Regions from separate parts of the Mus musculus genome. Here regions 1 and 2 are each linked to region 3. Evidence: chromatin loops called from intact Hi-C (ENCODE). Cell type or tissue: gastrocnemius. All regions are shown on one strand.

The links. Peaks named below come from ENCODE experiments on the same cell type or tissue, not always from the same donor. Only the 100,000 strongest peaks of a DNase experiment are listed, where the experiment ranks them.
Region 1: it touches region 3 in a loop (6-fold over the local background); 29 of 42 quality-filtered maps call a loop at or near these places.
Region 2: a loop joins it to region 3, with 10 times the contacts of the local background. A loop is called at or near these places in 22 of 42 quality-filtered maps.

The regions. Positions count from the first base shown.
Region 1 is chr9:58,535,799-58,543,798 of GRCm38, reverse strand. Cd276 (CD276 antigen) reads left to right here. Exons shown (of 8, transcript NM_133983.4): 2 at 2,859-3,132; 3 at 6,192-6,530. The coding sequence starts at 3,054. Among named protein-coding and RNA genes, the nearest start is that of Gm51678, 13 kb to the right of the region's middle. In gastrocnemius, CTCF peaks have their summits at 3,755 (motif pointing left) and 7,843 (motif pointing right); DNase peaks (open chromatin) are centred at 1,647, 3,756 and 7,839; H3K4me3 peaks cover 404 bases; H3K27ac peaks cover 2,223 bases.
Region 2 is chr9:58,574,212-58,582,211 of GRCm38, reverse strand. No RefSeq gene overlaps it. Among named protein-coding and RNA genes, the nearest start is that of Nptn, 4.0 kb to the left of the region's middle. In gastrocnemius, CTCF peaks have their summits at 1,245 and 1,450 (motif pointing left); a DNase peak (open chromatin) is centred at 3,353; H3K4me3 peaks cover 920 bases; H3K27ac peaks cover 1,292 bases.
Region 3 is chr9:58,647,559-58,655,558 of GRCm38, reverse strand. Nptn (neuroplastin) reads right to left here. Exons shown (of 9, transcript NM_001357751.1): 7 at 5,041-5,050; 8 at 4,227-4,301; 9 at 2,680-3,700. The coding sequence ends at 4,241. Rec114 (REC114 meiotic recombination protein) reads left to right here. Exons shown (of 6, transcript NM_028598.1): 6 at 2,453-2,703. The coding sequence ends at 2,617. Among named protein-coding and RNA genes, the nearest start is that of Nptn, 69 kb to the right of the region's middle. In gastrocnemius, a CTCF peak has its summit at 3,345 (motif pointing right); DNase peaks (open chromatin) are centred at 3,360 and 6,714; H3K27ac peaks cover 828 bases.

The DNA.
Region 1 (8,000 bases), 110 kb after region 3:
GCTGAGCCTCAATTGTCGTCCACCTTGTTTTTTTATTTAGTTGCTTCTGTTTTGAGACTGGCTCTCTCACTAGCCCACAGCTCACTAAGCAGGCTGGGTTGGTTTGCCAGTAAACCTAAGGATCTGTCTTTGTTCACCTCCCCAGTCCTGGAGCGAGTACCACCATGCCTGGTAGTCCCTGAGTTCTGATGATCACATTCAGTTCCTTCTGCTTTCGAGCCTTGGTCTTTCATACGCTGCCATATCAAGGAGATGTGCTTGAGAGGCAGCAGATGGGGCTAAGATGAATCTCACATTGCCCAGCCTTACGTGGAGAGCTGCTCCAGGTCCTCAGGACACACTCGGAGGCTATGATGGCTCTCAGATGCCACACAGCAGCCCTCGTGGAATCTTAAAGTGCACCTTAGTGAAAGGCATGTCTGCCTTCTGTATTGGGTCTGCTATTTGAGAACATGCAGACACATTAGTCACCTTTGTGCCCACGGCCTCTGCTACAGGTATTCCATGCATTATTAAAGGGATTGTCCAACGCACAGGCGAATCTACATATATATATAAGGGTTCCTTCAGTTGTACACGACAGAAACTTAGCTGGTCCTGGATTAAGGGGGAAAAGATTGGCCCATCTAGGTCTGCATTGGGTGATGTCTTAAGAGTGTCCTTGGGTCCTAAATCTTCTGGGATTGGTTGAATCTGCATGCAGTAGCTTCAAAAGTGAGAATGGCTGTCTCTTACCTACAGTGTCTCTACAAGAGGCCAAAGCACTCTGTAGTCTTTCGTGGGGGTGGGGGTGGGGGCTCCCTGGAGTGTCTAGGCTGGATTACAATGATGGGCTTCCTGAGTCCAGAATGAAGGAGAAGAATCAAAGGGAACAAGGCTAGTGTCCACTCTGGACGCCTCTCCTGGGCCTTCTGGAGTGAGGAACAGCTATGCTCTGGGAAACTCAACTCTGCCTGACCAGGAGAGGGACTCTTTGATCCCACATATTCAACAGACATTCACAAGTGATTCTAGGTAGGGGTAAAGCCCAGTAGCAGGAAATAGCTTGCAGCATGAGAAGGCATCCTAGGAAAAGCCTTCAGTGACAAGTAGAGATATGTAGGTCTTCTCTTGTAACTATTGTGGAGCCATGGGAGATTCCTAAGCAGGGGAGGACATGAGCTGATTCCTGTCTTAGGTCTCAAGAGAAGGCACCTGAGAGAATTGAGTTTGGTAGGGGTGATATGTGGGACTTACAGGATCAGTAAAGGGGTCCCTGGTGGCCCTAGATGGCAGGCTTAGGCAGCCAAGTGAGGGGGTCCAAAAATCGCTGACAGACTCCGGATTTGTTTTTGTTTTGAGACGGCATCTCTTGTGACCCAGGATGGCCTTGCCCTCACTCACTACATAGCTAAGAATGGCCCTGAACTCCTGATCGTCCCGCTTCTGTCTGGGAATGCCCAGCTTACCGGCATGTACCACCACACCTGGTTTAAGAGGGGCTCAGAGGTTGAACCAGGAGCTGTGTACTTGCTGGGACAGCACTCCGCCAGCTGGGCCACATCCCAGCTCCCTGGTTTTGCTTCTGTTTAGAAGTAAACAAGGACAGAAGCCTTAGAAGCTGGCAGCTCTGTAGGCTTTAGCTTCCCGTGGCACGTAGCCAGCAGTACAGGCAGCTGCCTGCTAGGTTTTCCTGCAGGCTGACGGTGCCCTTGTCAGGCAGGAAGTGGTGTCCCCAAGGGTGCCACTATGAATTGGGGCTGCTGACTCAGCACCTAGACAGCCAGGCTTTGAGGCCACCAGACTTTGGACTGGAAGCATCTGGAAAGGAAGTGGCTGCCCAGGGCTTCCCCCGCAGTGAACCGTGGACAGCCAGGGAAGTGGGTGGCTGGCCAGGATGCAGGGTTTGGCTGAGGGACTCCCTCTGTGCAGCTGCCTGACATGGGGGGGGGGTCGAGAAAGTGTGTGATAGGGATGGAAGGGTTGTCCCTGTGTACCTGAGGCTAGACCACATGCTTGGCTGTAGGCAGCATTTGCTCCATCAGAGGTAAAAAGGAGTTCGGAAGGATTGGGCTCTTTCAGCTCCTGTGTTTGGGTTTGTTTATGTATTTGTTATGTATTGTTATGTATTTGTTTGGTTCTCCTGCTAAATGTGACCAAGGCCTACGGTCTATCTCTGGAGGTGGTCATGGATACAAAATGTTCATATTCTTGCTAATTACTGTTAGGTGGGACGGGTGGACATGGGTCACATGGCTTGAGCAGGCAACAGCAAGAGACACAAGAAGTGCCTGCAGCCTGCCTGAGTCAGGCACCTGCAAGCTAAACCCAGGGGAGTCTGGGACCACCCTGGGCTAGGCTTGGTCTGTTGTAAGCGATCCAACTCTTGCTGAGGCCTGACGCTGACCCCAGCCCTGCCCCTGGTCTCTTTCTTCTCTGCTGGGCCTTGGTTGTTTGGTACATGTGTATTAAACTAGCAGATGTCTCTCCCAGACTCCACATCCTTACATTTCTGCTACTCCTAGCTAGGGCTCTGTCCTGGGGTTTCTGCACACATGCTCCTAACCTAACATGCCTTGGACAAAAGGCTCCACATTTCCTGCCCCAATAACCAGGTCTCAGAACCAAGTGTCTTGACAGTTGCCTTCCCGTGTCCTATGCTCTCAGATACTGTCACTGTGATCTCTTCCTGCCTTATCACTCGGCTGGCCCCTTTCATCTACCCTGCACATGCTATCGAAGTAGCCCTGACAATGTGGTTTCTTTATTCCAGAACCCTCAGTGGCTCCTGGCTACCTTTAGTAGTTGAGTAGACGTTTCAAGTTGAACCCTAAGTCTGTCTAAAGTCTACCCCTTTACTGTCCCATTTCTCCCATCAGCCAAAGTGACCTGGTACAGCCTGGACCCCAAGCTCATCGGCTTTGTCTGGCTGGCCGCCTGGCCTCTTCCCACTTGGATTTGGATGATCCTGAGGCCTTTGGAGGAACTTCGAGACAAAGGCCCCTCTTCCTCTTCCACGGGCAGGAGCAGCCATTCGCCACGGAGAGCCCAGCTGTCAGCTGTCTCACAGGAAGATGCTTCGAGGATGGGGTGGCCCCAGTGTGGGTGTGTGTGTGCGCACAGCACTGGGGGTGCTGTGCCTCTGCCTCACAGGTGAGGGGAAGGGTCATGATCATGATGGTATGTGGGGATGTCCACTCCTCCCTGGGCTCCAGCCAGGCTGTCTCTGTCTTGAAGAAGCATATTGATTTCCATCTCTGGGCTCCACAGGCCACCAACCTCCTTTACCTTAGCCTCTGCTTCTTCATCTGTAAAATGGGACAGTATGCTATGATAATGCAAGTTCCTGAACACACTGTGTGAACTCTGCTCAGGACCATTGCCGAAAACTTTCTGTCCTCAGACACAGGCATGACTCCATTCTTTATTTTGTTGCAAACCTTTGCTCAGATGACAGGTCATCAGCATGCTTTCTTGACTACTTTGTATAAAACAACATAGCACTCTTCCTCCCTCCCTAAATCATCCCTGCCCCGAGCGCTTTATTACATTCTTCCTATAATTTACCTCCACTGGACATATGGTTCCTTTGCTTATTGCCTGTTGTCACCTCGCTCATAAGGCAAGGTCTAACCTCAGGGACTGAATGGATGATTGCTATGTTCACAGTGCTCTGTCCCCATGCTGAATAAATTCCCACCTAGTGCTTGGCTAAGTAAATGCCCTGTTTAGGTAGTCATCCACCTTATGGAGAAAACAAAGCCAAGTGTCTGGCGCCATCTAGTGGTCATCAGAGACAACACCATCTCTATCCGTGGGTGTTCAGACTTCTTTTTGTGTGAGTGTGTTTGCTTGGTTGAGACAGGGTCTCACTATGTGTACCTGGCTGTCCTTGAACTCATTATCTAGACAGGCAGGCCTCAAACTCACACAGAGATCTACCTGTCTCTGCCTCCCAAGTGTTGGGATAAAAGGTGTGTGTCACCACACTTGGCCTGGTTCTAACTTCTTTAGAAAGAATTTTGGGTGACTAAGCTCCATGTCCTAGATGTCCCCTACAAGGGGACACGTAGATCTAGTTGGCAAAGATGAAAACTGGCCTGAGTTTTCATGGAATCACTGAAAGATATCAAGGGCCAGCTTCAACCTCTAGACATCACATACTAAGAAAGAGTGTGTGTAGAATTCATAGTAAAAGACTAATCACAAAACAAATACAAATTTTCTAAGCCTTATATGGGTGCTGTATTCAGCTGGCTTCATTTGAAGCTTGTTTGTGCTGGAAAGTTTATAGGATAGAAGGCACGGGGGCCAATAGCGGAGCCTGTTTCTTTCTCTCTCTCTCTCTCCCTTCCTTTCTCCCTCCCTCCCTCCCTCCCTCCCTCCCTCCCTCCCTCCCTCCCTCCCTCCCCCCTCTCTTTCTTTCTTTCTTTCTTTCTTTCTTTCTTTCTTTCTTTCTTTCTTTCTTTCTTTCTTTCTTTCTTTCTTTTTTTTTTGTTTTTTGTTTTTTTGAGTCAGGGTTTCTCTGTATAACCCTGGCTGTCCTGAAACTCACTCTGTAGACCAGGCTGGCCTCGAACTCAGAAATCCACCTGCCTCTGTCTCCCAAGTGCTGGGATTAAAGGCGTGCGCCACCACTGCCCGGCACCATTTTCTTATAACTTATAAAAGAAAGCATTTCCTTTGGGGGCTTGCTTAACAATGTCAGAGGGTGAGTCCATGACCCTCTCCATTATGGTGGAGAATATGACAGCAGGCAGGCCCGCATAGCACTGGAGCAGTAGCTGAGAGATTCCATCCGATCCACAAGCACAAAGCAGAGAGGAGAGCACAGGCTTTTGAAACCTCAAAGCCCATGCTAGTTACAGATCTCCTCTAACAAGGCCACACCTCCTAATCCTTCCCAAACAGTTCCAACAGCATTCAAACATATGCACGCGAAGGGGGGGGGGGCACATTCTCATTTAAATCACCACACATTCCTTCCTTCTCACCCTTCATCAACCAGCAAATATTGATAATTCTCTGGGCTGCATCTTAGATCTGGCTGGTTTGCTCAATCCCTGTGGCTGCTCTTCACTGCAGGGCCTAGAACTTGCTATGTTGACCAGGCTGGCTTCAAATTTATGGAGATCTTCCTGCCTCTGCCTCCTGAGTGCTTAGCCTTTCGCTGACTTGTGCTCATAGCCTCATGTGTCCTTTCTACAGCTGTGTCGCCATCACTTCTTTTGAGGACCTCTGAGCTGGTCTCCCGACTACCCACCCCCTCACTCTTCCACGATAGAGTCTCCCTTTATAGACGAGCCGGGGTGAGCTTCAGGCTTTGCTACCCAGATCACATCTAATAATTAGTGCCCTCCGTAATGACATCCTCTCGAAGGTGGGAGACCCCAGGTTTCTTCCAGCATCTCTCAGAGCCCCGTCTGGCTGGCCTCCAGTGGGCTTTTCCATGTGCTCTTTCTGATCTGCACCTCAGGGCCTTTGTACCTGCTGGTCCCTCTTCCTGGGACACACTTACATGTGTTTCATAGAGCTCCTGCCTCACACCTTATTTAAAGACATGGGTATTCTTTCTTGCATAGAAGTTAAGTATGTTTATTCATGAAGAGAAGAGAAGGAAAGGCACTCATGAAGTTCTCTCACCCAAGGGAGTTCACTGAGAACAGTGGGTGTTTAGTTCTGCAGGCACCCTTCCTATACAGATAGTATTTGTAGGAAAATGCAAGGGACCTGGCAGGTGGAAAGAAGCTGCCAGGCTTGAAAGCTGCCTCTTCTTTGGTTCTTTCTTTTTCTTTGACTTTTATAAGTACTTCCTCTTTCTTCTCCACCCACAGCTTCCCTTTTTTTTTTTTTTTTTTTTTTTTTTAGAATAGAGCGGATCCAAAGCTGGGTGATGCTCTAACACCAAGCCCTCCCCCTCCCCCACATTGTCTAATCACAAGCTGATGAACATCTGTGTCCATCACAAACTGCCTGCCTTCCATTCCGACATAAACGAGCTCCAGGGTATGACCTGGGTCTTGGTCCTTGTTGCATTTCTAATTCATGTTGGCAAATAGCTGCCTGCAGTGAGGAACATAGATAGGAACTTACTCTGAGCCTCTGACCTGAAAGGAAGCGTGTGCAGAGCCTAGAGGTAGCTGGAAAAGGAGAGAGACCCTGAGGAAACCTCATCTTTCCTAACTGCCCTACCCCTTCCAACTCACCCCCAGGAGCTGTGGAAGTCCAGGTCTCTGAAGACCCCGTGGTGGCCCTGGTGGACACGGATGCCACCCTACGCTGCTCCTTTTCCCCAGAGCCTGGCTTCAGTCTGGCACAGCTCAACCTCATCTGGCAGCTGACAGACACCAAACAGCTGGTGCACAGCTTCACGGAGGGCCGGGACCAAGGCAGTGCCTACTCCAACCGCACAGCGCTCTTCCCTGACCTGTTGGTGCAAGGCAATGCGTCCTTGAGGCTGCAGCGCGTCCGAGTAACCGACGAGGGCAGCTACACCTGCTTTGTGAGCATCCAGGACTTTGACAGCGCTGCTGTTAGCCTGCAGGTGGCCGGTGAGCGTGGAGAGGGGTACCCTCTGCTTCCACTCTTTATCCTTCTGCATGTGGCCTCTCACACGCTGCTGTACCACAGATGAGCCTGCGCTAACAGCCTGTGCGCCTTCCACTATCTCCTGCACTGATGCTGTTGGTGATGATCCCTGTCCTCTGCCACCCTCCAGCCTTCTACTCAAAGCCCAGCATGACTCGGGAGCCCAACAACCTGGGGACAAGGTGACATCATATGTACCAGCTCCCGGGGCTGCCCAGAGGCTGCGGCAGGGCTCAGCAGCCTGGCCTTGTGACGGAATCTTAGGTGGCCAAGGAGCAAGGCTTGTTTGATGTGCACAGCATGCTTAGGGTGGTCCAGAATGCTAATGGCACCTTCAGATGCCTGGGACTCAACTTGGTGTTACAGTAGGATCATCACAATCCACAGAAGCCCCACGGGCTTTTAGTTTTTGGTTTTAAGTGGCACCTTAAAGGGGAGTAACTTAAAGGGGAGTAATTTAAAGGGTTATAGCGTTTATCAGTCACACTTGAAGTTAAAGGAAGTTAGTTCCTTATCTCCAGTCTCCCAACAAGTGAGATGCTTGATTGTGATAGGATGGTGGGGGAGGGCTCTCCAGGTAGCGAGGAGCCACTGATCGAAGGCCTTCTTGACTCCCCAGACTCCAAGGCCGTAGAGACCTCCTGGAAGGATGGAGCTGCATCTGGGTCAGCAGGTCACGCACAGGAGAGGGAAAGGAGTTCTGCGGGGAAGGGGTTTGCTCTTGCGGGACTCTCGATGATCCTATCACCCCAAGTCTGGATCCCAGAGATGGCTCTTGTCAGTCAAGAGCAGCCTGCTATGAAAAATCAGATATGAGACTCAATCTGTCTCGAGAGAATGAGAGGGAAGAAGTCCTGGGTTTTGATGGAGGAAGAGGCTGTGGAACGGCTGCAGAGGTCCTATTCCTCCTTAATGCTTGGTCTCTGTGATTCTGACTCAGGAGGCATGGAGGTCCAGGTCTGAAGACCCTGGGGTATCCCTGATGGGCAGTGACACCACCCTATGCTGCTCTCCCCCTCTAACCCCACCCCACCCCCACCCTCGAGCCTGGCTTCAGCCTGGCCCATTTTAATCTCATCTGGCAACTCAGACACCAAATAGTTGGTGTGCAGCTTCCCTGGGGGCTGGGTCCAGGGCAGGCCTATCCCAGCAGCACAGCATTCTTCCCCGCTGGCACAGGGCAGTGTGTTCTTGAGGGTTCCGTGCATGGATGTAGCTGATGAGGGCAGCTTCCCCTGCTTTGTGGGCATCCGGAACTTTCGCAATGCTGCTGCCAGCCTGCAGGTGGCAGCTGAGTCACAGGCGGGAGCATTCCCCACTCCTTGTCCCCTGCATGCAGCCCGTCCCCTGTCCCACTGCTCATACCACCATCAAAGAAAGCCCCAGAGCTGGCTCCTGACCCTCAGCCTCTTGTGTCCTTCCTCCATTGGATT
Region 2 (8,000 bases), 73 kb after region 3:
CTCGCGAGAAGAGGCCCTCTTCCCCCCCCTCCCCAAGTCCCCGCCCCTGCAGAGGCTGATTGGCCAAGCACAAGGGCGGTCACGTGCGAAGGGCGCTTTTGGCCACGTGACGGGGCGAGGCGGGGACTCCACCCGCTCCTTCTCCCACGGGGGAAGACGGCGGAGTACAGTTCTCACTTCTATGGGATCCTAGCGCTCAGAAATTAGAGGAAGCATTGAGAAAACAATGCTCCCCCCACCCATCCTGCCTTTCATGCGTTACTGCTCGAAGCTTCAGAAATGGATACCCTAGACCCTGCTTTTGAGCTTCCTATTAGTACCCCTTATCAAAACCCTGCTTTTCCTTCTGGACTTTGACCAGAGACCCCTAGAGGTATCTGGCCACAACCTCTCTGCCTCGTGGATTTTTTTTTCCCTTCCAGGCAGTGTTAACGATCGCTGTGCTTCCTTGCACGGACATCTGTTCCCTCAGCCTTCAAGTGTCCTCCTTTTCCTCCCTACCTGTGCCCTCCCCACCCCTCTTTGGCCTTATTTTAGCTTCACAAGCTCTGAGGGCCTGAAGAGCTAGCCTGTGCAGGGCTACAGATCCAATTCTACAAGGAAGTCACAGTGTGTCCAGTAATAGGCAGAACCTTTGGTAGAGGAAACCCGTAAGAAAATAGTTTCCACTCAGTTCACTGTTCAGCCTGGTGTATCAGAGATGACCCACAGGAAAGGGGCAATCAAAAAGGAGTTTAGCCATGTTGCATAGAAAGTTGAGAAATGCCTTCTTTTGCGGTGAGAGAGTACTGGGGAGATGTCATAGTCCTTAAAAATGCTTGATACACAAACGTGAAGACCTGAGTTTCCCCAGCATAAAACAGAAAAGGATGGCCACCAGAGCCAACGCTGTAATCTGAGTCTGGAGAAGAGAAGAGCTCTCTGGTTTGCTAACTAGTCTGCCTAGCCGATCGATGAGGTCTAGGCTCAGTGAGGGACCCTACCTCAAAAACTGAGTATTCTCCAAAAAAAAAAAAAAAAGAAAGAAAGAAAGAAAGAAAAAGAATAGTTAAGGGAGATACCCGAAGGCAACTTCTGGCCTCCCAGTGCGGGCACACAGGCTCTCGAACACAAACACAGATTTGGGGGAGTTGGCTTGTTTGTTTTCCCTGAACCACCCTCAGCACTTGTGGTTAGCAAAGGAGTGTTTTCTGTGGCTTAGCTCATCTATGAGTCACAACAGACATCCTCGGGTGTCTCTGTGGCTTACAAGTGAGAAAGGGTAAACTGGCCTGCTGACCTGACTATATTCAAAGGGTTAGAGAATCTGGAGTAAAGAGGAGGCAGAGGGGGGCTGGTGAGATGGCTTCAGTGGGTAAGAGCACCCGACTGCTCTTCCGAAGGTCTGGAGTTCAAATCCCAGCAACCACATGGTGGCTCACAACCATCCATAACGAGATCTGGCGCCCTCTTCTGGAGTGTTTGAAGACAGCTACAGTGTACTTACATATAATAAATAAATAAATCTTAAAAAAAAAAAAAAAAAAAAAAAAAAGGAGGAGGCAGAGGCAGTTGGATTTCTGAGTTCGAGGCCAACCTGGTCTACAAAGTGAGTTCCAGGACAGCCAGGGCTAAACAGAGAAACCCTGTCTCAAAAAACCGAAAAAAAAAAAAAAAGAAAGAAAGAAAGGAAGGAAGAAAGAAAGAAACCATCACAAACTCTCCAGAACTCTCCAGCTTTCCCAGGAACTAGACAACTATCTGCTATCTGCTATAGACTGTGCTTTGCAGCAAGGGCTGGGGCTCTATCTCTGGGGTATGTTCACAGAAGAAAAGCTGTGTCCTAACAAACCTACGTATTTACACTCGCAACGAGAAATCCTTATAAAAGTATCATTCACAGATGGGGAAACTGAGGCTAAGAGATGGCAGGTTTTGCTCAGGATCTCCAAGCATAACTGTGGATGGCAGACAGTCGGGTTCTCTTGCTTCTAGGCTTATTTTAGAAGCACATCTCCTTGCCCTCTTTAAGTTGAGAGTGGCCTGTGGCTGTCTCAGCCAATGAAATTTGAGAAGTGGCACGCATCATTTTCCAAGTGAAGCATTCATTCATTTCCAGGGTTTCAGACTCTTTGGTCTTGGTAATAGTGAGTAATGGCTATGATAGTGAAAATACATGTCAACAGGAAAGGGATGACCACTTGGATCCTCGAGTTAGCACAATAAGCTGAACCCTCTTGTCACCCACACAGAACTGATAATATTGCTATTGAGACTCAAGGATGTCTGCTCTTTTCTACTTTTAGAAATTTTTATTTTATGTGTATGAATGTGTTCCTTGCATGTATGTTTGTGTTCTGTGTGTGTTGTAATGCCTGTAAAGTCTACAAGGGGATGTTGGAACCCCTGGAACTGGAGTTATCAATGGTTGTGAGCATCTATGTGGGTGCTGAGACTGAACTTGGGTCCACTGCAAGAGCAGTAAATGTTCTCAATAACTGAGCTGCCTCTTCAGCCCTCCGGGGTTGTTCTTATAGCACAATCTGAACTAGTCTGGATAAGAAATTATAAAATCCAAATCCACCCCCGCCCGCATCGCTAGTATCTATGCATCTTCGCCCCAGTGACCTAATAATTTCTCTTGACAAATTATCTGTCAAATAGGGACAATGATCATTGCAGCTTTGAAAGACTGTAAGAAGAAAAAGTGCATAAGTTTATGTGCAATATTTTGAACAATTTCTGTTGTGTTACACGCACTTCAATGTTGATCATGACACTACTACAGCTCAGACTCCAGCCTACATTTTCTCTCCCTAATGTTACAATATCATGATTGCAAAAGCTGACTCAGGAGCAATCTTTTACCTATGGGTGGTACCATTCAAAGCACTAAATTATAAAGAACCCTTTTTACCTAGGGAAAACATCAGCAGGTCCCCACATGACATAAGAGTACTATTAGTTTCTTCCTGCTGTTAAGACACACAACTAAAATCTCCTATTGATGTGGGAACCTCTTTAAAGGAATTTAGAAATCGAGGGTTGGGGGTTATTGTTGTTTTACGGCTTACCAGACATAGTAGCTTATATGTACACCAATACTTAGGAGGCTGAGGCAGGAGAGTCACTACAAGTTCCAGGTCAGGCTAGGATATATAGATCCAGACCATCAGCCTATGCTACAGAGAACAAAGTCCTGTCTTAAAACCAAACTGATTATTATTTACATACACTAAGAAAACTCCGAATGCAGATGTGTCCAAGGATTGTTAAGCTCCTTGTGATGCACCAGAAGAGCCCTAGGGGTCCTCAGAGCTCAGGCTGAAACACTTTCCTGGCCTCCAGCGAATCCCTTGGAGGTCTTCTTTCCAGTGTTGGTAGCACCCCCTGGTGGTAAGGCCTGTAATTCCCAAATGGAAAGTCCTCCCTTGGTTTGGTTTGATGTATTCAATTGGCCCTTGGAAGATTGGTCAAAACGACAGAGTTGTAGGATTCCTAGAGATGCTCTTGAACTTCCTAATGGTTTCCTGTCTTCATCCTACAAAGATCTCTGCACCTTTAAGCTCCTTCAGTAATATATATTGCCCCACTCATCTTGACTGCCGTCATTTGAATCTGAGCAAAGCAATATCCTTGGGCAAACTCCACACTCAGGGTCGGCTAAGGTTAGAATAATGTTTGTTCCCTGGACAGTAGCATGGGATGCTTCTCGTTTTTTAGAGAGAACTTTGGGTACCGTATCCACTTTGATGACTGACTAATATAGGGATGAGGATGAAGCAGACCAGCCTAACAGCCGGTTTATGCTCTCTATGACTGGAGTTGGATCTTAGGGGCTAATCCTTGCCCAGATTTGGAAATAATTGAATAAAAGTCATGAATATGCCTATAGAAATTATAGCATCCCTCTTATAAAGTTTATATTGGATAACCTCCAGTAGTCGGCTAGCCAGACTAGCTTGGGAACAAATTGCTCCTAAATGCTGCGTGTACGCACAGACACAGGGAACAGCAGTGAGTGAACACGCTGTTTCCCAGTACTACTGGGAAATGTAGGATGGGGGGGGGGGCAAGACTAGACATTCACATGCCCTCTCTAAGTGGCAGGTCTCAAACTTGCTTAATTCCTTCCCACAATGGCTCACCCGAAACCTCACTCTTGAGCCCTCAAGGGAGAGGCGCGAGTAAAGAGAAGCTGAGAAAGTTACAATAATGAAATGGTTCTCTGTGGCTACACATTAGAACCAACTGGGAAGCATGAATAAAACGCAGCACTAAAAGAGAGATGCTCACCACCCAGCCTCTGGAGGTTTCAATTCCATCGTCTGGGGTGGGGCCCAGTTTATGTAGATACATAGCAATCTCTAATGTGCTGTTGAGTAAATGCTCTGCATTTCCAGCTTTGATGAACCTTAGAACAACCAGAGAACTATGAAACAATTCCAATCCTGGGGCAGGGGCAATAGCTGAGCGGGTAAGAGTGCTTGCTGCACAAACATAAGGATCTGAGTTCAAATCCCCCACATCCACATAAAATGCCAGATGTTGTATGCATGTGTGCCTGTAACCTTGTGGGTGACAGAGACAGGAGGATCTCTAGGACTTTCTTGCTGCCATCCTTGCTCTAGTTTCAATTCAAGGCTCTGACTCAGGAGACTAAGACTGAGAGTGATCGAATAGGACATCAATATCCTCCCCTAGCTTTTGCACATGCACACTACATGCAAATATACCATGTATACACATAAATGAATAAATAAATAATAAAATATTATCTATGTCTTTTTTAAAAGTTTCCATCTCTAGACCTTATCAATTAAATCAGAATCTTGGAGGGAAGTGTAATGTTAAATCTCTCCAGTTGTGGCTGGAGAAATGGCTCGGTAGTTAAGAGCTTTGGCTGCTCTTGCAGAAGATTTGGATTCTGTTCCCAGCACCCACATGGTGCCTCAAAGCCATCTGTGTTTCAAGTTCTTTTTTGTTTTTGTTTTTGTTTTTGTTTTTCGAGACAGGGTTTCTCTGTGTAGCCCTGGCTGTCCTGGAACTCACTCTGTAGACCAGGCTGGCCTCGAACTCAGAAATCCGCCTGCCTCTGCCTCCCGAGTGTTGGGATTAAAGGCGTGCGCCACCACTGCCCAGTATAAATAGCTGTTTTTTAAAGACTCTAATTGATTCCAATTCATAGTCAAAATTGAAAATAGATGTTCATATGGATTTGTGTTATCTTTCAAATATTTTATGCAGTGCTAAAATATTTATGTCAGGGCTTGACACATGCTAGGAAAATGTCCTATCAATGAGCAGTAGCTCCAGCCCCAGCCCCAGTCCCAGACCCTGTTGCTTGAAACTTCTATAGAATTACATGGAGAACAGTTCAAAGATGGATTGTTGGGCCTTGCTTCCTGAGCCTGGGAATAGGACCTGAGCATGCACAACAAGTTTCTCAGGGTCGTTGATACTGCTGGGATTGCAGATTTAAGCCATCATGCCTGATGTGTGCCACTGAGAACCAAATCTCAGGCATTGAGTGGGATCACAATACTTTTTAGCAAGAGTAAGTTGGTGCACATGTTTTTCTTTAGATACCTTTTCTGTTATGGATGTGTAGTAACAATTTTGTCATTTTAGTTTCTATTTAAAATCACAGAAATGGTCTGGTGAGATGGCTCAGTGGGTAAGAGCACCCGACTGCTCTTCTGAAGGTCAGGAGTTCAAATCCCAGCAACCACATGGTGGCTCACAACCATCCGTAATGAGATCTGACTCCCTCTTCCGGAGTGTCTGAGGACGGCTACAGTGTACTTATAATAAATAAATAAATAAATAAATAAATAAATAAATAAACTTTAAAAAAACCACTTGGAAAAAAATTAAAGCCACAGAAATATTATAAGAATATGTTTTAATTTTAATTCCAGGTGTGGGATATAGGGCTGTTTCAGATTGTCCACAGCAGCTATGATTTGCCTCATGCTCTAACAGAGGTGTGATTTTTGCCAGCAGTAGATAGTTTCTGAGATTGTGTGATGTTTGGAATTCTGGGAACTTTTCAGAGGGTATATAAATGCTAGGGCCCTGAGAGAAAGTATGGGTTGTTGGTTGCATTTGTTAAGTAGTCATGCATAAAGAGGAAAGAAGAAGAAAAAGAAGAAGAAGAGGAGGAGGAGGGGAAGGGGAAGAACGGGAAGGAGGGAAGGGGAAGAAGGGGAAAGGGAAGGGGAAGAAGGGGAAGAAGAAGAAGAAGGAGAAGGAGAAGGAGAAGGAGAAGGAGAAGGAGAAGGAGGAGAAATTAGATATCCTGATGGTGAAGATCGAACCTACCTCAAGCAACTTGATGCCCCTACTCAGAAGGAAGTCGTATAATAATAACATCATCCCCTTTACTTTCTATCCTTTTTCTTCTCCTCTCTAGTGTTAGAGTGTTGAAAAGGTGAAAAAAAGTGAATATAGGCTGAAGGGTGGGAGAAAGAAGAACTCACAAAGTAGTAAAGACCAGCTACAGGGATGGGTACCTGAGCCTTAGTTTGTATTTGCCTTGAAATAGCCTTATTTCTTTGCCATTTTTAAAGATAGCTTTACTGGGTATAACAATCTCAGTTGGTACAGATTTACTTTCAGGGTTTTAAACATATTGTTCCATGCTTTCTTAGCTTTTTGGTTGCCAATAAGAGAAATAATATTGCTCTAATATGCCAGTCTTTGTATAGGAATTGACTTTTTTCCTTATGGCTTTTAATACTTTTGCCATGAATGTTTGATATTTTGATTATAAGAAGTCATGGAGGCTGGTGAGATGGCTCAGTGGGTAAGAGCACCCGACTGCTCTTCCGAAGGTCTGAAGTTCAAATCCCAGCAACCACATGGTGGCTCACAACCACCCAAAATGAGATCTGATGCCCTCTTCTGGTGTGTTTGAAGACAGCTACAGTGTACTTACATTAAATAGATAGATAGATAGATAGATAGATAGATAGATAGATAGATAGATAGATAAATAGATAGATAAAAAAATAAATAAAATTTAAAAAAAAAAGAAGTCATGGAGCCGGGCAGTGGTGGCACACACCTTTAATCCCAGCACTTGGGAGGCAGGGGCAGGCGGATTTCTGAGTTGGAGGCCAGCATGGTCTACAAAGTGAGTTCCAGGACAGCCAGGGCTACACAGAGAAACCCTGTCTTGAAAAACCAAAAAAAAAAAAAAAAAGAAGAAGAAGTCATGGAGTGGTTCTTCTCTGGTTATGTATATGGAACCCTAAATTCTTCTTGTGTTTAGGTGTCTATTCTCTAGATTTTGAAGGTTTTCATTGTTTGGTTGTTTTTCGCTATGATTTCATGAAAAGGATTCACTATACCATGGGAATTTTGTTTTTCTTTCTCTCAGCTCTTCCTTCTATCTCATGGATTATTAAGTTTGGTCTCTTGGTTGTGTTACAGAGTTCTTGGGTGTTGTAGTCGTGTCTTTCTCTGTGTAGCCCTGGCTGTCCTGGAACTCACTCTGTAGGCCAGGCTGGCCTCGAACTCAGAAATCCACCTGCCTCTGCCTCCCAAGTGCTGGGATTAAAGGCGTGCGCCACCACTGCCCAGCCGTCATGTCCATTTTTTTAGTTTTGTTTTGTTTCATTTCAATTCTCTTGAGACAACCTCTTATGAAGTCCAGGCTGAGCTAGAACTCACTTCATAGCTGAGGATACTTCAAACTCCCCATCTTCCTGTATCCAATCTCTAATTGGCATTATAGACCAGTGACTATAGCATTCTTCGTTATTGATGTTTGAATGTGGTATTTCTCTGACCTTGTCTTCCAGCCCTGGTCTTTTCCACTCAGGTAGCTAGTGTTCTGACTGAAGGTATCGCCTGAGTGTGTTGGGAGTGGGGTGGAATGCAATGGCCACACTGCAATCTCTATAACAGTGGACCTTCCTCCATGCTTTCAAAACCCCCCGACCGTCAATCACCTGCTAGATCCATGCAGCTGTGGATATCAGGTAGCCCATTGCAGCTTCTGAATTTTCAGGTTC
Region 3 (8,000 bases):
TAAGCGCCAAAACTAAGTGGACCCAACAGAGCTGGAACTCACTGATTCCATGGGTGGTAAATCACACATCTTCCAAGCTGTCAAGCACAGACAGATTTCAGTGTAAACTAACATTTAAATGCTGTTAACTTATGAATTGGTTTTCAGGGTTGGTGGTGTAGGCACATACAAACCCTTAGGTTCTATATGCCTGTAATTCCAATACTCAAGTCGAGGCAGGAGGACAGAGTTCAAGATCATCCTTGGCAATAAGGGGTTTGAAACCACCCTGTGCTACTTGGGACCCTCACAGAACTGACAATCAGTCTTAGTGCCAGGACTGTAGGTATACCACACTTTTTTTTTTTTTTGACTTGGGCTCTGGTGATCAGACTTGGGTCGTTTGCTCGCCCATCAGGCACTGAGCTAATCTCCCCAGCTCCTAATGTGGTTTTAAGATGCTGCAGATTACCAAAAGCTGTATGAATTATGAATGCCCAACAAGCATACAAAATGATGCTCAGTATTATTTCTGATTAGGGAAATGTAAGTTAAAACTGCAACAAGACAGTGTATTAGGATAGCTAAAATAAAAAAAAAAAAAATTCACAGAACCAGTAAGATGGCTCAGTGGGTAAAAGGACTTGCCAGGCAAGCCTGATAACCCAAGTTCAGTCCTGGGAGCCCTAAAATCCCAGCACTCCTATGGCAAGATGGGAAGCAGAGATAAAGAACGTTGCTTGATTCAATGGCCAAAAACAATGAGATTCTGTCTCACCAGAGTGGCAGGAAAGACCTGACTGCTAAAAGTCATGCTTTGACCTCTGTATGTACATTGCGGTTTGTGTGCTCCTGCATTTCCACAATAAGAAGAGAAGCTGCACTGGCAAGTGCTGCACCTGTGAGTACAAATGGCATGGTCCTAGCAGGTGGTTACACATTAGATATACTTACTGTGTAATATTAACCCAGCCACTCCTAGGCGTTTGGCTACTTTAAAATGAAACTCTAAATTTAAGGAGGCACAGTTGTAACACAGGCCTGAAACCCTGAAAATTAGGAGGTGAACTGAGGCGGGTGATAAGTCAGAGAAAACTGTCTAGGCTAAATAATGAGATCCCATCTCAAAATAACCAAACTTGGACATTTATAACAAAAAGCGAAACAACCAAGGCCAATTGAAGGAGAATGCATTAATTGTAGTACATCTGCACAATAGAATATTTAATTTCAAAAAGAGGAATGAATTATAGGAACACTTAGTAATAATCCACATGAAGTGAAAGAAGCCAGAAGTACAGATGCTTCTCAACTCAATGTGGCTAAATCTGTATCAAATCATTCTAAGATGAAATATATTAAAAATGTTTTAAACCACCTACCTCTGGAACATTATAGCTTAGCAACATAACCGTGGAGTATAGACTTTGACCTTCAAGCCTGTGATAGGAGGCCAGAGGTTACCATGCAGCCAGCATCACCAGAGTAGAGCTCTCATGTTGCTCTCCAAGGAAAAGCCAATTTCTACTAATACATAATACTTTTATTTCACTGTCAAGTCAAAAAAAAAAAAAAATCAAAGGACTGACTCCTTAAAAAGGGACTGTACACTATGATTTATTGTAGAACATGACATTTTTGAAAAGGCAAAGTGAAGACTGAAGAAGAGAGTCATAGCTATCCAGTCCAGCCTTAAGAGTATGACAAGACTACAATCAACAACATGAGAGTTTTAGGACATCCTATATTCTTGACTATGGAAAAGTTTGCATGTCTCTGTCAAATTACTCAGATCACCACCATCAAACAAAACAAATGACTTTTGTCCTTCAGATGGCCAATTACAAAGACCAGCTCCTGCCACCCTAACCCTGTTTCTTTAGTTATGCTAAGGATCAAACCCTGCACTTCAGTCACACTAAGCAAGCATTCTGCCACTAAGCTACACCCCCAGGTAGTCAACCCATTTCTTCCATTCAGAATCCAGCTTCACATGAGGAATGCTATTACAATAATATTGTTATCCAGATCTCAACTTCAGATACATCAATGTTTCCTTAAAGATCCAAGTTTATCTCACTTTCTATGTATGTCCAGAAAATGTAGAGCTGGGCCCAGTGAGTAGTATCTGTCTATAATCCAGACATTTGGGATGCAGAAACAGGACCGTGGATTTGAGATTAACCTGTGTTTTTGGTTTGGGTGTTTTTGGTTTTTTTTAATTGGGGTTCAGGGCAGTGACAGAATGAGGAAGGGAGAAGGAAGGAGGGGAAGAATATAGCACTCAAGAGTGGGATAGAGGAAGGAAAGAAATTGTAGGCACAGAATTGTAAACGTGAAACCTAAGTATAGAAAAGGATTTTTCTAAAGACAGTAACATTTTATGTTGTTCTAAATTTTAAGGCAATGTTTTCTGTGTTAAATTATCTGGGATCAGGCAGTCAACCCCTCTGGTCTTTTGGCACCCCTGCAGTCTATCCTGGCGCCAGAGAAGCTGACCCTCGCCTATGAAGGCTCTTCATGGGGAACAGAAGAATTGGGACCTTTTCTACGCTTATGTCTCATGGATCAAAACTTCCCAGCATTTGTGGAAGAGGTGGAAAAGGAACTTAAAAAGATTACAGGGTTGAGAAACTAAAGCCCTGCACATGTATGCAACTAAGGAACTGAAGGTATTTGAATAAAGAGTATTATTCCAAGCACCTTTTATCAATGTTTTATTGTTAAAAACAGGTGAATCCACTTTTTTTGTACACCATTGCACTTCAATAATTACACAGAACACAAGTACATGCATCTACAGTTAGTACCGCATGAGAACCCAGTCAGGTTATAAAATCTATCATCAGTCATGAAATCAATGTGAAAATACAGTGTCAAACCAAAAGGTGTAACTAGAGTTGCATAGAATATCACCATGCTATTAACATTTCAGGGTCATTGAAAACAAATGGGAAATTATAAAAGTTGCCTTGATTGAATATACAAGAATAAGGTTTGACACATCAGTGCAAAAGATTTCAGAATTTACATGATTTGACAAGAGGAAAAATAGTCACTTAAAAAGCAATCAATCATACATATATACTGCAATTCATTCTAGCCGTTCAGTGGACTGTTCCAGGTTCCTAAAGTTATACGGTAAGCCCTTAGAATGCCAGACTTAAGTCTATACACTCTCATCAGTTTGTACCAGAACTGCAGCTTCCTCATCTGACGACAAATAATAAGGAATGAGTATCAGCAGCTTAAAATGAAACAAGCGTTGACTTTATTTTGGATTTCTCCCACCCCCAAAAATATAAATATATATATATATTTATATACTGTATATATCTGTAGGTTTTGCTGTACTTTACAAAATGATCACTAGATGGCAGCAGTGCGTTTAGAGCTTTGCCAATTTAACAGCTGCATAAGTAAAAAATGGCGCATGCATGATCTGATCCTCAGAGGACCTTTTCATTTCTATTTAAATATTTTTAACAAAGGGAGGGAAAGCAACATTCACAGCACATCAAGCCCAAAATAGTTTACACCTTCTACACTGAAGCATTGTTTAAAATGTACCTGGCTAGGTCACCCTTATAGGAGAGGCTAAATAAGGCATGCTTTAGACGGTCATTGTGGTGTTGCTCACTTGAAAGGGAGAGAGACCAAAGAGGTCCAAGCAGAAAACTTAGCAGGTCATGTTGCCATCGTTTTTCAGGAACCTAAAGAGCTGTAAAGAGAAGGATATCTGGAAATTAAAAGAATATACACTGTCACTCCATCACAACTATGTCAGTGCCACATCAGACACAGCTTTGGTTCAAACAGCATGCTCAGGGATGTGGTATGAAACTCTGATCTCCATGTGCCTCTAAGCATTCTGGCCCTGTTCCCTTATGGCCACATTTCTATCTTGCCTTCAGCAGAGATCACACAAAGTACTAACAGGCTTTTGGGTATAATCTGCCTAAGAAGTTAACTATTTTTTTTAACTCCTTCTAAAAAATATGTAAGTAGACTGCAATACAAGGAATTTAATATGAAATGAACCTAGTATAGTAAATATGTGGGTCAACAAAGCTGAAAGGCATTCCTTTCCATCCACTGCAGTGAACAGAAAGAACTTGTTAGTATCAGCTAGTCTGAAATTATAAAGTCTTCATGTAACACCAACTACTGAAGAATTTGTAGCAAGGTGAGCAGAAGCACAGTTCATTTGAATAGAACTTTTAAGTCTCCAAAGAAGGCATACTTACATTAAAAGCAGTACTTAATTTGTGTTTCTCTGGCGCAAGTTTTTATCTTTGTGATTGTTGGTAGAGTTGGTTTTCCTTTGGAGGAAAAAGTGGACTGTGTGAGGTCAACTAGTCACATTATTTGAAAAGGGTAACACATGGAAACAGACTCTTCACTTCTTCCATCCCTGGTGTAGCAGCAAACTCTACTCCTAAGAATGTATAACAATATTCTGCCTCCTGCTTTCAATTAATAGGTTCTTCGGACTCCCAAGGCAAACAACACACACACCTTAGATGTCTAAGCTATTAATTACTTAGAAAAGTGAGAGAGACTTACTCCTTTGAACACTAATTTCTTAACTGATAAAAGTAACCAGCAACTAGCCATGCTGAGCCCTCTGGCTTTTAACTTGTCAGCTACCAACTAGCTACCAACTACCCCTTCTCTTGCTTCCTATAATCTCCAACTCTAGGAACCCTGGCAACTTCATTCCACTCTTGGACATCAGCATTGTTAATGGAACTAGACCACTTAATTCTACAGTCCAGTTTGAAGCTAACTTATACTGCTTACTCCGATATTATTAGATTAAGCATGTCAAATACATACAATTTCAATTTCTTTTGCATACTATTTACTTCTAAGGCTAAAAACAAGATCTGGCCTAGAGATCAAAAGTCAGAATTATTTCAGGCTTTAAAAGTGTACATTGCAACTTTAATTGTAAGGGAATTGTCTTCTCATACAATCTTTAGTATTTCTTTTGACTAAACTGCAAACACAACACAATTCAATCAGAAACTGTAAAGTTGTGTCCAATGAAGTACTCACATTGGCCCAGCTGGTTCATCATCTATGAGGTGTCCAGTTTTTAATAATCCATGAGACATAAGAAGAAAGGAGAAAACCATTAGACTCTGCCTAAGAATGAACAGGACAGTAAACTCCAAGTGTCAAACATGGCTATTCATAGCATTTATTAAAGGCCATTCCATCTGAAGGTGCAAAACACTCATGAAGTTATTTCTAAATTCAGTTTTAATGGTGGATATGCTGTTTCAATGGTTTTAGTTAACACTCTGAATGCTCATCATGAAAAACTGCAACTGTAGCGGACAGATAGGCTGCAATATCATTGTACTCATCTTGTCCCCAAGTTCCAGTGGTTCACTCTTAAATAGATGAGAAGACAAACCAACATTTCAGTTGTAAAATCCTGCTGTTTGTTTTCTTGTGGAGAACGTATGCAGTTCTTCCATGTAAATGGATGTGTACATTCTATACATTTAACCACACATCCTCACTTCCCCAGAGGGCACTGTTTTTCCTGTTGTTTTATAATCTTTATGAGGTCATTAATCTGAAGAATGAGCCTGAGAAGAAGAAGCCATAATAGTTCAACCTAATCCTTGGCTACCCATGCTCAACTGGGCCAGCAAGATACCTATGAGAAGCAGAGATGTTCTGTGACATCACAGGGAGAGGTGAACAGGAACAAAGTCTAAAAAAAGACGCCACACAAAAAGATGGGCTCACTATTGTGCCCTGGCCAAAACAAGAGCCATGACATAGTTTAATTAAAAAAAAAGTTTTTGCTATTTGTGTTTAGAAGCTTTATTTATACTTAATAATTCTGACAACTTGGTCTCTTAGTAAATATGCATACATTGAGAAAATGTTCTTAAAAATCAAAAAAAAGTCATTTAAAAAAATCCACAAGGGGAGGAAACAAGCACCCTTTGTTTTTAGTGTATAAAAGTTGGTGAACTAAAAGATTTTATAACAGTTTGGTTTCACTGACGGCATCTAGAAAAACTCTCAGCAGGATTCCACAAGGGGGCTTGGTGCACATGAAGCAGTTATGGAGATTACAATCTTGGTGTACGCATCTGCAGGAGCACATGTCAGGAGTAATGTCTGTCAGGGAGACATTGCTCCACCTGTTCCTTTCAGGCAACGGAGAGGCAAAGCCACCGCCAGCACACAGTGACTGGAGCAAAACAGGATTTAAAAAACAAAAACAAAAACAACAAAAAAAAAAAACTAACCACAAACCAATGACTCATCAGCAAAACAATATGCTAGCCACATACCAGTGTCCCCAGGAGTCCACTACTAAAACAGGTACAGAGAACAAACTAGGACTCAGGACACCCAAGACAACTGCTTGCTGTGTATGCAGTGGAAAGATACAAGGACATATCAGGTACTAAGACACACAAGCCCATCCTGAACCCTCCCCTCATCACAGCCTACTGCTCAGCACCCAGGGCAGGCAAATCAGATAACATGCTACAAGCTAAGCACCCTGGGAATTTAAAGGAGAAGACATAGGAACAAACTGGTAAATTTTAGTGTGCATCACAAAATACAAAATTCTAAAGCAAGACTCCCAACTTTAAAAAGCAGGAGGGGAGAATCACAAAAGCAAGGTCAGTCTCTCCCCGCACTGCACCACAGGCCTTTCTTTCTCTTGGCGTGGAGGTGCACCCTGGTGTCTAGAAATACCACTTTCCAAGCCAACAAGCTGGCCACATGCAATGGTTGGCATGTGAGTATGTGAGCAACAGTGTTTCTGGTGTAGCTGCCATGCCTGAAAGTGGGAGCCGCTGTGACTCAACTCAACTGGGTCTAAATCCCAGGAACCCCCTATGATTCCCAAATCCACTTGGACAGCACAAAGAGGACGCCCACCCCCTCCTCTCCTGCACTGAGCCACGATCTGCAGCATCACTCTCCCATACAGGCCAGACAAAAGAACAACTTGACCTCAACAGGAAGGTCAGGAGAGAAGAACAGAGCTACAGAGAAAGGCACAAAATAAAGTAAATGAGGACTAAACAGCAAACTAAAAATCCAAATTAGTTGTGAAAGTGAATGAAGTAAACTTGAAGAGAGTGTTAACATTATGAACTGTGCATTGTATAGACTGAAGCGGAGATTAAACAAACTCCAAAAGCATGCATATCACTCACTTACCACCATGTTTTAAGGGTTTGATGCAATTGAAGGGGGAAAAAAAAGAAGTCACAGTAACCGACAAATATCAACATACCCCAAACCCTCAGGCCAAAGCCGCCTTAAACAAAGACTGTTCTCTCCACCTGGGGATTCCTCACAGCCACTGGCTAGATGAGAGGAAGAGGACTGAGGGGAGAATGAAACAAGATGCTTCTGGAATCCATCTGATGAGTGTGAAGTTCCTGGTGGATTGGTACACACACTGATTTGCCTGAATGCTCTGTCCTCAGTGAAAATGTGGCTGCCCTCAGTGTCCCCGACCCTGACACACATCTCATTATATAGGGAGGGCTCTCTGAGATACCTAGTAATTTACTTACTGCACCCACTATACAACATTAAAGCGATGGCTTTAGATTTAAAGCAGCCAAGAGCCAATCCTGGTCAACGCCCCTGTGCTACTGCAATCTCCTCACTGAGCAGCTTTTGTGGTAGTGGGATGGAGTAATAGGATCTTATGTCCCAGGCTGGCCTAACTCTCTCCATAGCTGAGGGTGACCTTGAACTTATAGTCCTGCCTCCACCTCATAGGTGCTAGGATTCCAGGCATATACAGTCATGGGTGTTTCTAGGTTGCTGCGGATAAAAGTTAGGAACTATGCGTGCCAGGCAAGCCCTCTACCAAGTAAGCTACCTCCTCTCAGCCTCACCCCCTCACCCCCCTCTCACCCCCCTCACCCCTCTCTCACTGGCCTAAGATGGCATCTCTTGAGTCAACCTCCCAAGTGCTCAACTTACATTTTGCCTGATCTCAAACCCAAGAGAAATGT